Linked DNA regions of Homo sapiens: all the other regions are linked to region 1. The links are chromatin contacts, found by Hi-C or POLR2A ChIA-PET in ENCODE. All regions are on one chromosome and are shown on one strand. Each heading gives the region's core, a stretch centred on a gene start or an enhancer-like site at or near the end of the contact. The rest is flanking DNA. Distances are from core to core; before and after follow the strand shown. Region 1 holds the start of MPHOSPH6 (M-phase phosphoprotein 6). Region 2 holds the start of CENPN (centromere protein N). Region 3 holds the start of DYNLRB2 (dynein light chain roadblock-type 2).

Region 1 (3,573 bases), core at 892-3,391:
ACACTACACACTGGGTGCCCTATACAGACTGGTTGTGATTTTCTCACAGTGCTGGAGGCTAGAGGTCTAAGATCAAGGTGTTGGCAGGTTTGGTTTCTCCTGAGAGATTTTTTAAATTTTTTTTATTTTTTTGGCTTTCAGATAGTCTTTCCTTTATGCAAACACAACCTTGGTGTCTGTGTCCAAATTTCCTCTTCTTATGACGACATCAGTCAGACTGGATTAGGGCTCACCCTAAGGGTCTTGTTTTAATCACCTCTTTAAAAAGGACTGTCTCCAAATACATTCACATTCTGAGGCACTGGGAGTTGGAACTTCAACATATGAATTTTGGGGGATGCAATGTGGCTTATGATTAACCTCTACTGTTTCCACTTGTAAAACTTTTAACACGGACTTTGTCTTGTTCATATCTGAGGACCTTTACAGTTGATGCTGTCTTCTGAGCACACTCTACCTCCAACTCTTCATAAAACACGTTTTTCTCAACTTTCAAGCCTTAGCACCATCATCTGACAAGGGCCGTTCCAAACCACCTGGTCTAAAGTAACCCTAAGCGTTACTCTGTCACATCACTGTTTTCTCTCTTTCATAGCAGTCGCCACTTACTTACGTCCAGAATATCAGCTTCAGGAAAGGTGGGGATATGTGTTTTTACACGCTATTATACCCCCGGCATCTCACACACAGTCACAAGTGAATGAGATTCTGTAGCCACTTGGTACATTACAATGATTTTATTTACCCCTGGGAAAACCTAAAGGGCTTTTAACATCCAAATCGGTGTTTGAATTTCAGCTCTAACATGGATTAGCTGTGTGAACACCAAGTGCGTTACCCACTCTGTGTCTCAGAATCCTTAACAACACGATGACAATACCTTCTTTCCGGTTCTTATGGGGATTAAGTGAACTAATTAGCCCTAAGGTGACCAGGTCAACAATCTGACGTAGAACTCATGGTATCAGCCGAGATGCTATTAGCTTGAGGGTGTTCCAAAGCGTCGGACCTGGGAATGGTTTTCGAAAACGTGTTTAGGTGGTACCCAGAGCATTAAACACCAGGGTAGGAACGCTACCCTATTTTCAGTGGTTTTTTAAATTCTTTTTTGTTTTGTTGTTTTGTTTTTGAGACAAAGCCTCACTCTGTAGCCCAGACTGGAGTCCAGTGGCGGGATGTCAGCTCACTGCAGCCTCGACGTCCCGGGTTCCAGTGATTCTCCAGCCTCAGCCTCCCAAGTAGTGGAGACCACAGATCCGTGCCACCACACCCAGCTATTTTTGTTGTATCTTTTGTACATTTTTTGTATATTTTGTATATATTTTTTGTATGTATATTTTGTATATTTTTTGTGTATATATATATATATATATATATATATTTTTTTTTTTTTTTTTTTTTTTTTTTTTTTTGTAGAGGTGGGGTCTCCCTATGTTGCCCCTCGCTATGGTCTTTTCAATTCTTTGGATCAAAACCAGGCTTTGTTCTCATTCATGTGTCTTTGGCACCCATCCCTGCCTCCATCCCTTGCCATTTCTTGAGATTCTTCTGTTTAGCAGAGATCACTCGGCCAGACACGCATCGGCAGCAGCCTGGGAATGAAGCCAGCCTGCCTGGGGCGGCCCCCGCCGCGCTCCCCCGGGACTCCGGGCTGCTGTGAGGAAAGCAGCAACTCGTGGGGTCCTGGTGAAGAGAAAACGACCTGGACCCTGCAAAGCGACCCAGAACAAAGGGAGCCCGCCACCCACGTTATGAAGACAAAACACGTGGGTAACACGGCCCAGGCGGGTGGCAGGCGTGGCGGAAACCTCTCTGAGGCTGGCGAGGACTACTGAGTGTGGAGGGGGTCCCTGAGGAAGGGAGTCCCCGAGGGAGGATGGGCCTCCGAGGGGGCCAGGCCGACGTCCCGGGAAGGCGACCCGCGGCTCGGGGAAGCCAAGTTCTGGGTCGTCCTCTGACTTCGGCTTTTTTGCGGTCTGCCGCGCTCATCCCCGCGCCCGCCACCCCGCGAGCTTACCCGAGCCTCTCAGTCAGCAGAGCGCCCGCTGAGTGGCCGCGCCCGCGCGCAAGACACAGGGGAGGGGCGGGGCGGGGCGGCGCGCACTACGCGAGGGACGCAGCTGCGCACGCGGCTCCGCGCATGTGCGGTGAGGCTCGCGGCCGGAGTGCGGCGCTGGGCGGAAGCTACCATGGCGGCCGAGCGAAAGACAAGGTTGTCCAAGAATCTACTGCGCATGAAGGTGCGGGGACGCTGAGAGCGCCACTCCGGGCGGTAGGGGCACCCGGTCCTTCCAACCTGGCCGGGGCCGAGGCGGCGGGCGGACAAGGGACACCAGAGAGGCCTCAGAGGGCTTCCAGCTCTCGTGCTCATTCATTCACTTAGCGCCTGCTCTGCACTGTTTACTGGGAACCAGCTTACGAATTAGGCCGACTCTCTCAGGAGGCCCGCGGGCGGATGGGAGCTTGAGTACACAGAAGCAGTCAGGGTACAGCTTACCCAGTGCAGTGAGGGTAGAAGCGCTGGGGACCTTGGGGACTCACCGAGCTTCTCGAGAAGTTGTTGCTTACTTATATATGCAATAAATATGATATATGGGAAGTGTAACTCCTTAGCTGGGTAATTTAGGTAAATTCACTTCTTTCTCTGAATATCTCTTTTCCTCATCTTTAAAAAGAAGAGCATTAGGCTACATGAGTTCAAGCTCCTTTTTAATTTTGATAATACTTCTTTTAGTAGAGTTCTTCAGAGAAACAGAATCAACAAGATGTATATGTGTATATATGTGTATGGAGAGAGGGGGTATTTTTAAAACTGGATCACACGACTGTGGAGATGCAAGTCTAAAATCTGCAGGGTGGGCCAGTAGGCTGGAGACCCAGAGAAGTACTCAGTCCAAGTCCAAAGACAGTCTGCTGGCAGAACTCCCTCTTCTTCCAGGGAGAAGAGGGTGAGTCTCGCAGGGTAGTCTCTAGGTTACTGGGAGGGTGGAAGGCACAGCGTCCTAAACTAGGAGAAACTGAGTTCAGAAGTCTGAGAGGCAAGAAAGAAAAAGAAAACCATGGAAATTTCCAAGAATTAGAGACAATTCAGTATGTCTGGAAGGCAAGTACTAAGAAATGGGGTTGCAGAGTAGGCAATGGTCACAACGTGCAGGGAATTTGAGGCCAGATTAAAGATATTTTCCTTTATTTTGTGAGCAATGGAAAGCTATTGAAACGGGGAACAGTATCAAGAAAATGGCAAATATTTATAGTACTAGACAATGATTGAAGTGGTTTGCGTATATTAACCTATGCAATTCACATAATGACACTTTGAGGTGACTACAGGCAGTAACTCTCTTCTTACAGCTAAGGCAACTGAAACAGAAATAAGTAATTTACCCAAAGTTACACAGCTAATAAGTAGTGTAGACAGGACGGGAATTCAGGCAGTCTGGCTCCAGAACCCTGGCTCTTTATTACTACTCTGTACTCTGTGATGCCTGTCACTAAGCACTACTTCTAGAGAGTAGCAAACTGTTACATGTCATGTTTAAAGAGGTGGAATTTCCAAAAGAGGGAAGGAAGCAT
Region 2 (3,682 bases), core at 688-3,187, 1.2 Mb after region 1:
CCTGCAGCCTCTGCCTCCCAGATTCAAATGATTCTCCTGCCTCAGCCTCCCGAGTATCTGGGATTACAGGTGTGCACCATGACACCCAACTAATTTTTCTACTTTTAGTAAAGATGGGGTTTCACCATGTTGGTCAGGCTGGTCTTGAACTCCCAAGCTCAAGTGATCCTCCCGCCTCGGCCTCCCAAAGTACTGGGATTACAGGCGTGAGCCTCTGCACCAGGCCATCCACTGCTAATTGTCTTTACAGAACTATCTGAAATTATCTTTTTAACTTTTCTTGTTTCTAAAATTGAGCTCCAGGGCAGGACGATGTTTTTATTCACAGCTATACTCCTAGACCAGAACTGCCTCACTATAGTCAGTAAGTCTAATCAGGCCAAGAACAGTCTAATGTGTCTTTGATAAATACTTGTGGAATGAATGCCTGAGGAGACAACCTGGGTGGTTTGGGGTTCAACAGTCAGTGAAACATCAAATCAACACCTCTCCCATTAAGAACACGGGCGAGGGGCCGGGAGCGCGCCGGGCGTGGTGTATCACTTGAGGTCAGTCGTTCAAGACCACCCAGGCCAACATGGTGAAACTCCGTCTCTACTAGAAATACAAAAATTAGCCGGGTGTCGTGACGCACACCTCTAGTCCCAGCTACTCGGGAGGCTGAGGCAAGAGAACAGCCTGAATCCGGGAGGAGGAGGTTGCAGTGAGCCGAGAACGTGCCACTGCCCTCCAACATGGGCGACAAAGCAAGACTCCGTCTCAAAAAAACAAAAAACAAACAAAAAAACCCACAGACGAGGCTACCCGTTAAAATGAAGATTCCTGGGCCCTATCAAATTAAACTGTGAGGAGGGCGCACGGAGGGCTTGAGATTTAGCATCTTTTAAAAAGTACGTCAGATGATTTATTCCGGGTAAAGTTTGCAGAACGCCAGTCTAAAGAAATTTGGTAGAGCGCCCTCAGTCTCACCAATTAAGACGGAAATCCCTTTAGTAAACGTTTACCCCGTGACCATTTTTAAACTTTCCTTTTTTTGTTGTTTCGGAGACACAGTCTCGCTTTGTCGCCCAGGGTGCAGTGCAGTGGCGCGATCTCGGGTCACTGCAACCTCCGCCTCCCGGGTTCATGCGCTTCTCCTGCCTCAGCCTCCCAAATAGCTGGGATTACAGGCACCCGATACCACGTCCGGTTAATTTTTGTATTTTTAGTAGAGACGGGGTTTCACCATGTTGGCCAGGCTGGTCTCGAACTCCTGACCTAAGGTGATCCGCCCACGTCGGTCTCCCAAAGTGTTGGGATTACAGGCGTAAACTACCGCGCCTGGCCCCATTTTAAAACTTTCTTTATACTTCCTAGCGTTTTAGTGTCTGACATACAGTAGATGCTCAAGATCTGTGGAACGCATGATCAAAAAGATCCATTTTAAGTAACGTTCCCGTAGCCACACACCTCTGCTGCGCTCCAACAGGCAATGCGAGGAGCAACGCAAGAGGGTACAGGGACAAAAAACGACGGAAGCCGAGGTGACAGAAAAGCAAAACCCCAACTCTGGGAAAGGAAGCAACCCCAGGATCGTAGAGCGGAGCCCCTGGTCACATGACCACACGGCCCTCCCCTGACGCAGTCGCGAGCCTACGAAAGGCTCCACCCGCCCCACCGCGGGCGAGGTGACGTCACAGCCGGCACAGCGCCACCGCCCCCTCACCTCGGCCCGAACCGTAGTTCCTCGCCCCGAGCCCGAGACCCAGCGCCAATCCTGCGCCTCACAACGTGCGACAATTGCGAAAAAGCCACCCCCGAGGCCTGGGATCTGGCTTCCTCAAGGCCCCACACCCTCCGGGGCCCGATCCAGTGCCGCCCGGGGCTCTCTTACCGGCCCACATCTCCTGCAGTCTCACTCCTCAAGAGCTGTTCCCGCTCGCCGCGCCTTCAAAGCCACCAATTGCAGTTCCCGCCGCCTCCAAGCTCCGCCCACCGGAGCACAAGCATCAGGCTGTGTCTTGGGCACAGGGGACTGCACGGGGGAGCGACTGAAGCGAAGGTCGCCGAGCCCCCCACGCCGCTCTTCTTAGAAGTGTGCAACCTTGCACCAGTAGTGGACTTACACATAGGCTCCGTTAGGACCTGGCTTATGTGCTCGGCTTGTGGCTTAGACGCTGCCGTGCCCCAGTGGACTCACTGTGCCTCCCCCCACGACGGACGGAAATGGGCCCCTCCAGGACAGGCGGCGCATGCGCCTTGGGGCCCGCGGGCGGCGGGGGCGAGGAGCCGGGAGCACGGTGGAGCGGTGGAGGGCGTCACTGGGTTTCGGCGTCTGGCAAGCGGTTCAGCTGTCTGCTCCCTAGCAGCCGGCCTTCGGGTCGGGCGTCTCCGCCGGCTACTGCCGCTTCAGTTCTCCCGGTGTGGCCACGAGTCGGGTGAGTCTCGGGAGTCCAGGCCGTTCCGAACGCGTTCCGTTGTTCCTCCTCAGGTCCCTGATGGCGCGTCCCGCCGAGCCCCTTCCTGCCGCCCGTCGGCCCCAGGAGGTGGGGACCAGGAAGACCCGGCTGCCGCAGGCCCACAGCCGGGCTGCTGCGCTGGGGAGGCTGCGAGCGAGGTGGCTGGGCGCTCGCTGGAACACGCTGGTGGCCGAGACAGGCCGTGGGCGTCGCTCGGGGTTGGGATCCGCCCGCCACTCACTCAACTGGCTGGTGACCTTGGGCGCGCTCCTCCCCTCCCGGAGCCGGGGCTTCCTCGCCGGTAAAATGGACCTTGAGGAATGGAGCCCTCAACACAGGGTTTGACACGATGAGCGCCCAATAAAGTGTTGTTATTGTTGTTTATCTAGCAATTGAGAATTTGCGGGTAGAAAACGGGGGCCGTTCAAGCAAGTCTCAGCTGCAGTGCCCTGTGATGTGAGAACCCACCAAGAGCCCCATCAGTACACTTTACTCTTTTTTCTCCTTTAATGCTTTTTTTTTCCAGGAAAGTAATACATTCATCTTGCTTTTCTTGCGTTTAAAGATCAGGCGTTTTACGTAGAGTCTTAAGTAAATCAGTTTTGGAAGTCTTCATTTAAAACCTCAAAGGCATGGAAGTTTTCGATGGCAAAGGAATTATGTTGTGATGCCATTCGTATCTCCTCTCCTTTATATGTATGGCTTTTGCACTTGTTTAGTTGATTTAAAATGAGTTTCTTTTTCATCCTTTTCCTACTGCGTTGAGGCCTGAACTAGTTGTCAGTTTCTGACATTCCGCGAACATCGATTGGGCATTTACCATGTGCATTGGCAAGAATGCTCCCTCACGAGCCTGTGCGTTCCTTGAGATGTGTGAACGAGTATTTTCCTCTGAAATTCACATGATTCTGGCAGAGTGCTAGGCACCTTGTAAGTCCTGGTAATGTTTATTCAGGGAAAGCTGCGAGGGCGCATTCTCTGAGAAACTCTTCGGTGGAAGTCAGAGTAGTTAAGCCCTTCTCCCTAGGCAGCACCCCCGGGTCCCTCCCAGAAGCAGCCTGGCATGGGGTCTACAGTGCCAGCGCCAGTCGCTTTCTTAGTGGTATCGGTTTAGAACTGGTCCTGTGATAAGTGGAAGTGGGCAGGGGAGGCCGTCCCCGACCGTGTCTGCGACCTCTGCTGCAGTATGGCTCATAGCTTGAAAAGTTGAAAAATAATTCTTTAATACCAGGGCCGAAATGTAG
Region 3 (3,594 bases), core at 482-2,981, 1.6 Mb after region 1:
ATAACTATAGCTTGCGTCTCAGTGCAAGCTGAATGTTCAACTATGAGTGATTATTCTGGAATCTATTATTGTGTTTTAAACTCATTCGGAATCTTATGTGTAGAGTGTATTGTATGTTTTCTTCCCCTGTAGAAAACTCAAAGACAAGAACGATCTTTTCCAAACCTGCAAATTTTTCATGACTGAGCAATCACTGGATATTTTGAATTCTGCAAATTCTCTTGATGAGGGTTTGCTATATTCTTTTTTCCTCAGTATTGCACAGGTGAACATTTTGTTACTTCAAGATAGTTTTCCTTTGTACTTGGTATGGGCAGGAGCACTTATTTTCTCTATTTCAGCATCAGAGCCAAGGTTTTCTTGACTTTAGGCATTTGTGTACTAGATTCATGATTCTTGCCATTATGAATGCCATGTATACTATTTATCTAGGTGTTCTTTAAATTATCTCACTGCTAAAAGCTTAAATAAATGCATTTTAAGAGGAAATCGTATGTCACTACCACAAATGGAAACCTGACGTTATTCCTCATAAATAGAAATAACTGTAAAACAAACAAAATGAACAAAATGAAGAGAGAGCCTATCATTAAATTCTACTGCAATGAAAGCTCTGAGCCTGAGGCCTGCTCTTCGGATGAAAAAATGGAAATTTCCAAATGACAGTGGTATTAAGGACCTAATAGCAACAGAAATTTTCTCCTGTATGTAGTCTGAAGGTTGAACAAAATGGAAGAGGAATAACTTTCTCACGATGTGATTCACTCTTATTTAGCATTTCTCGGCCATCTTATGTAGCAACGAATGTTTGCATCTGACTTTGAGAAACACTACACTAAACCGTAAGCGTTGAACAGGGGATCAATAATTCACTGCATTTTGGGCAATCTTTAAGACGATGTCCACAGCTTCTTACAGCCACTGTGTCCTTATTTATCTTTCTCCCTTTACTTATCTCCCAAACTCCTTTCTTTTCTTTCCCTGGCCTTTCCATTTCTCCACCCAGTTGTTTCTCTTCTCATGATTTGTAAGTGCTCCTAGTATAATTTCTTAATCCCCATCTCCAATCCCCGTTTCATTCTTCTCTTAACGCCCTTTGCTTTCCACAGTCTCTACTTTTTTTTTTCTTACCTCTTTTTCTGGGGGGGAGGGGGGCGGGTCTCCCATCACTTCTTTCCTTTTTCTTTATTTCCCTTTCTTCTTTCTCAGTATCTTCCCTTCTCACCCTTCCATTCCCTTGCTTTCCCTGTCCCACCTCTTCCTTCTCTCTAAGGGTCTGATTTTTTTTCCTCTCCATCTCGGCCTCCCGCCCCCTCTTTGGAAACTTTCCTGGCTCCCCGGATTTCTCACTCCCCTGAGCATTCTTCATCCTCTGAATCTCTCTCTTCCCTTTCTCAACATCACCCCTCCTTATGTACCATCCCCGCGAAATCAATTCCCAAAACAGCTTCCAGTCATCTAGACATCTTCTTGCCCCTTTCCAAGGTCTCCCTCTCGCCCCTCCAGGAAGATCCTGGAGCCACCAGCCTCCGCCGCGGCCCCTGGACCGCCCGTGCCTGGGTGGGCCCCAGAAGCTGGGTGCGAAGGTCCTTGACGGTCGGCGTGCTTGGAACGGCGGGGCGTGGACGGAGACCCCAGATTTACCATCGCGGAGGCCGCGAAACTCTGGGCTCAGGCCGGCGGCACAGCCTCCCGGGATGTCAACAACGCTACCCGCCGTTGCTAGGAGACAAAAAAGGAAGTGGCCCCACGGAAGCGTCAGGGCTGCGCCTGCGCGCTCGCGAGTCGGCTTTTTCGCCCTGACCGCGCTCCTGATGCCTCCCGGCCGCCGTAGGCGAAGGTTCGCGGAAGAGGGGAGCAGGCGCTCACCTGAGGTTCGCCCAATCCTGGAGCAGTGGGTCCCGGGAGGGAAGAGGGAAGTGGGTCAGGCTCCCGGCCTGTGTTTGTCCATTCATTCATTCATTGAGGCACGAATTAATGTGATAACCACTTATTCGTTCAAAAACTGCTGATTCACCACCCACCAGGTGCCAGGGAGACGGACAAAATGCACCAAACAAAATGCACGAAACAGTACCGGAAGCAGTAATGTCCACGTGTGATACTTGCCCTGGAGCAAGTAAGGAGGGGACAGGACCATCTGACTTCGGGGTTGGGCTGCTCTAGGGGTTTGGTGATAGTCTTAGCTGCCTGTGACCGTCCATTAGTACTGCCCTGTTCAGGGCAGATACTGTTCGCTCGCCTCCCAGTAGTTTTTATATTGAAGAAAAATATATCAGAGCATCAAATAGTACAACCTTATGTACTTAAAAAAATTACTTTCTATCTGTCTACTCTAAGATCAGTAGAGTAAGCACAGTTGCACATTTTATGTTCTCACCTAGTTATAGCACCCTCTTCCTGTTCTCAACTCCATTGAAGAGTTGCTACTTGTCAGTATTTCTGTTAGTTGTCAGTATCCATTAGGATCTGTATTTTTGCCATTTTAAAAATCAACAGTTCTGAGTTACTAAAAAATTGCAAATGGTAGTTCCGGAGGTTCTATACGTTGCCATAGAAGAGCATTCCATTGGGTGTTTAAGGAACTGTTGGAGGAAACACGTTAAAGATCAGTTAGGAATGATCAGAAGTCACTTGACCTTTTGAGGGACATTGATAATATCCTTATAGCCTAGGAGGAAAAGAGCCACTATTGTACGACGAAGCACAGCAGGAAAATTTTATGGCTGGAGTCGTGTTATGACTTCCTGAGGTTAGAGGAGGACAAATATTGATTACAAAATACAAGCTGTAAGTTGGGAATGCATCTTCATAGGGATCATGCCATAACAACTTCCTGTAATACCGATTCTGTTTGTGCATCCATTTCCAGAAAGTAGTCTCACACTGAACAAGGCATACATCGTGCTAGGAATGTCAACTGGATTCTGAATGGTCCATGTTAGGGGTGCTCTGGGACAGTTTTGAACTCATTGGCAGGCTTGGACTCGATGATCCATTTCAACTCCACATCTGTCATTTTATTATATTAACTACAGAAATACTCTGAGAAACTGTAGTTCTGCTCTAATTTTTGTTGAGGTGTGGGTGATTCTGATCACTGTAGTTCTCTCCTTTTTTTCCCTCCAAGAAATCTGTATATCTCAGCCAGTTCACTATTACTAGCCAAAGAATCCCGCTTGACTCTCAACACCTGGTACTCCAACAAAGTTGCTTTGGAAAGGACTGCTATAGCTGTGGGGAAGGAGTCTGAGTCTGGTGTGTGCGTGTGCGTGTGCATTTGTGTGCTTGTGTGTGTATGCATGCATGTGTGTACAGATCTGGCTCTTACCTGATTGACTATAGCTACCATTTTGCAGTAATACAAATAATAGGTCTTTACAGAAATACTGGCTGAGTTGAATGAAGAGTGATTCTTGGGTTCTCTGGGTGTTTCTGATCAAGGAGATTCCACTTGATTGTGTAGCCGTTTGTTTTTCTTACAAAAATCAGTGACAGTGCACCATGTCTGATATGTCAATCAGCTTTAATGAAGGAACCAACTGCATATGCATGGAGTGTGAATTTCCTTGTTTCTGGAGTCAGGATGTCAAG

Evidence for each region. Hi-C counts contacts between places; a loop is a spot of excess contacts on that map. ChIA-PET counts read pairs that join two places held with the same protein, here RNA polymerase II (POLR2A). Pooled maps may share reads with other maps.
Region 2: a loop to region 1 is called in a map of ascending aorta, with 7 times the contacts of the local background. The contact joins the promoter of CENPN here to the promoter of MPHOSPH6 in region 1. A Hi-C loop is called at or near these places in 5 of 168 maps with a recorded cell type or tissue (CD4-positive, alpha-beta T cell, ascending aorta, cardiac septum and 1 more) and 10 of 50 pooled maps. POLR2A ChIA-PET finds 5 or more read pairs at or near these places in 2 of 52 experiments (H1 and activated naive CD4-positive, alpha-beta T cell).
Region 3: a loop to region 1 is called in a map of CD4-positive, alpha-beta T cell, with 6 times the contacts of the local background. The contact joins the promoter of DYNLRB2 here to the promoter of MPHOSPH6 in region 1. A Hi-C loop is called at or near these places in 2 of 168 maps with a recorded cell type or tissue (CD4-positive, alpha-beta T cell and naive thymus-derived CD4-positive, alpha-beta T cell) and 6 of 50 pooled maps.

What each region holds. Positions count from the first base shown.
Region 1 is chr16:82,168,792-82,172,364 of GRCh38, reverse strand. It overlaps MPHOSPH6 (M-phase phosphoprotein 6), which reads left to right and starts at 2,141. Exons shown (of 5, transcript NM_005792.2): 1 at 2,141-2,240. The coding sequence starts at 2,190. RefSeq lists a silencer at 2,006-2,165, a cis regulatory region at 2,212 and an enhancer at 2,140-2,284.
Region 2 is chr16:81,005,469-81,009,150 of GRCh38, reverse strand. CENPN (centromere protein N) reads right to left here and starts at 1,937. Exons shown (of 11, transcript NM_001100624.3): 1 at 1,874-1,937. It overlaps CMC2 (C-X9-C motif containing 2), which reads left to right and starts at 2,266. Exons shown (of 4, transcript NM_020188.5): 1 at 2,266-2,417. RefSeq lists enhancers at 1,429-1,568, 1,879-1,988 and a silencer at 2,159-2,528.
Region 3 is chr16:80,539,130-80,542,723 of GRCh38, reverse strand. It overlaps DYNLRB2 (dynein light chain roadblock-type 2), which reads right to left and starts at 1,731. Exons shown (of 4, transcript NM_130897.3): 1 at 1,645-1,731. The coding sequence starts at 1,647. All of the region lies in intron 1 of DYNLRB2-AS1 (DYNLRB2 antisense RNA 1), which reads left to right. RefSeq lists an enhancer at 1,591-1,680.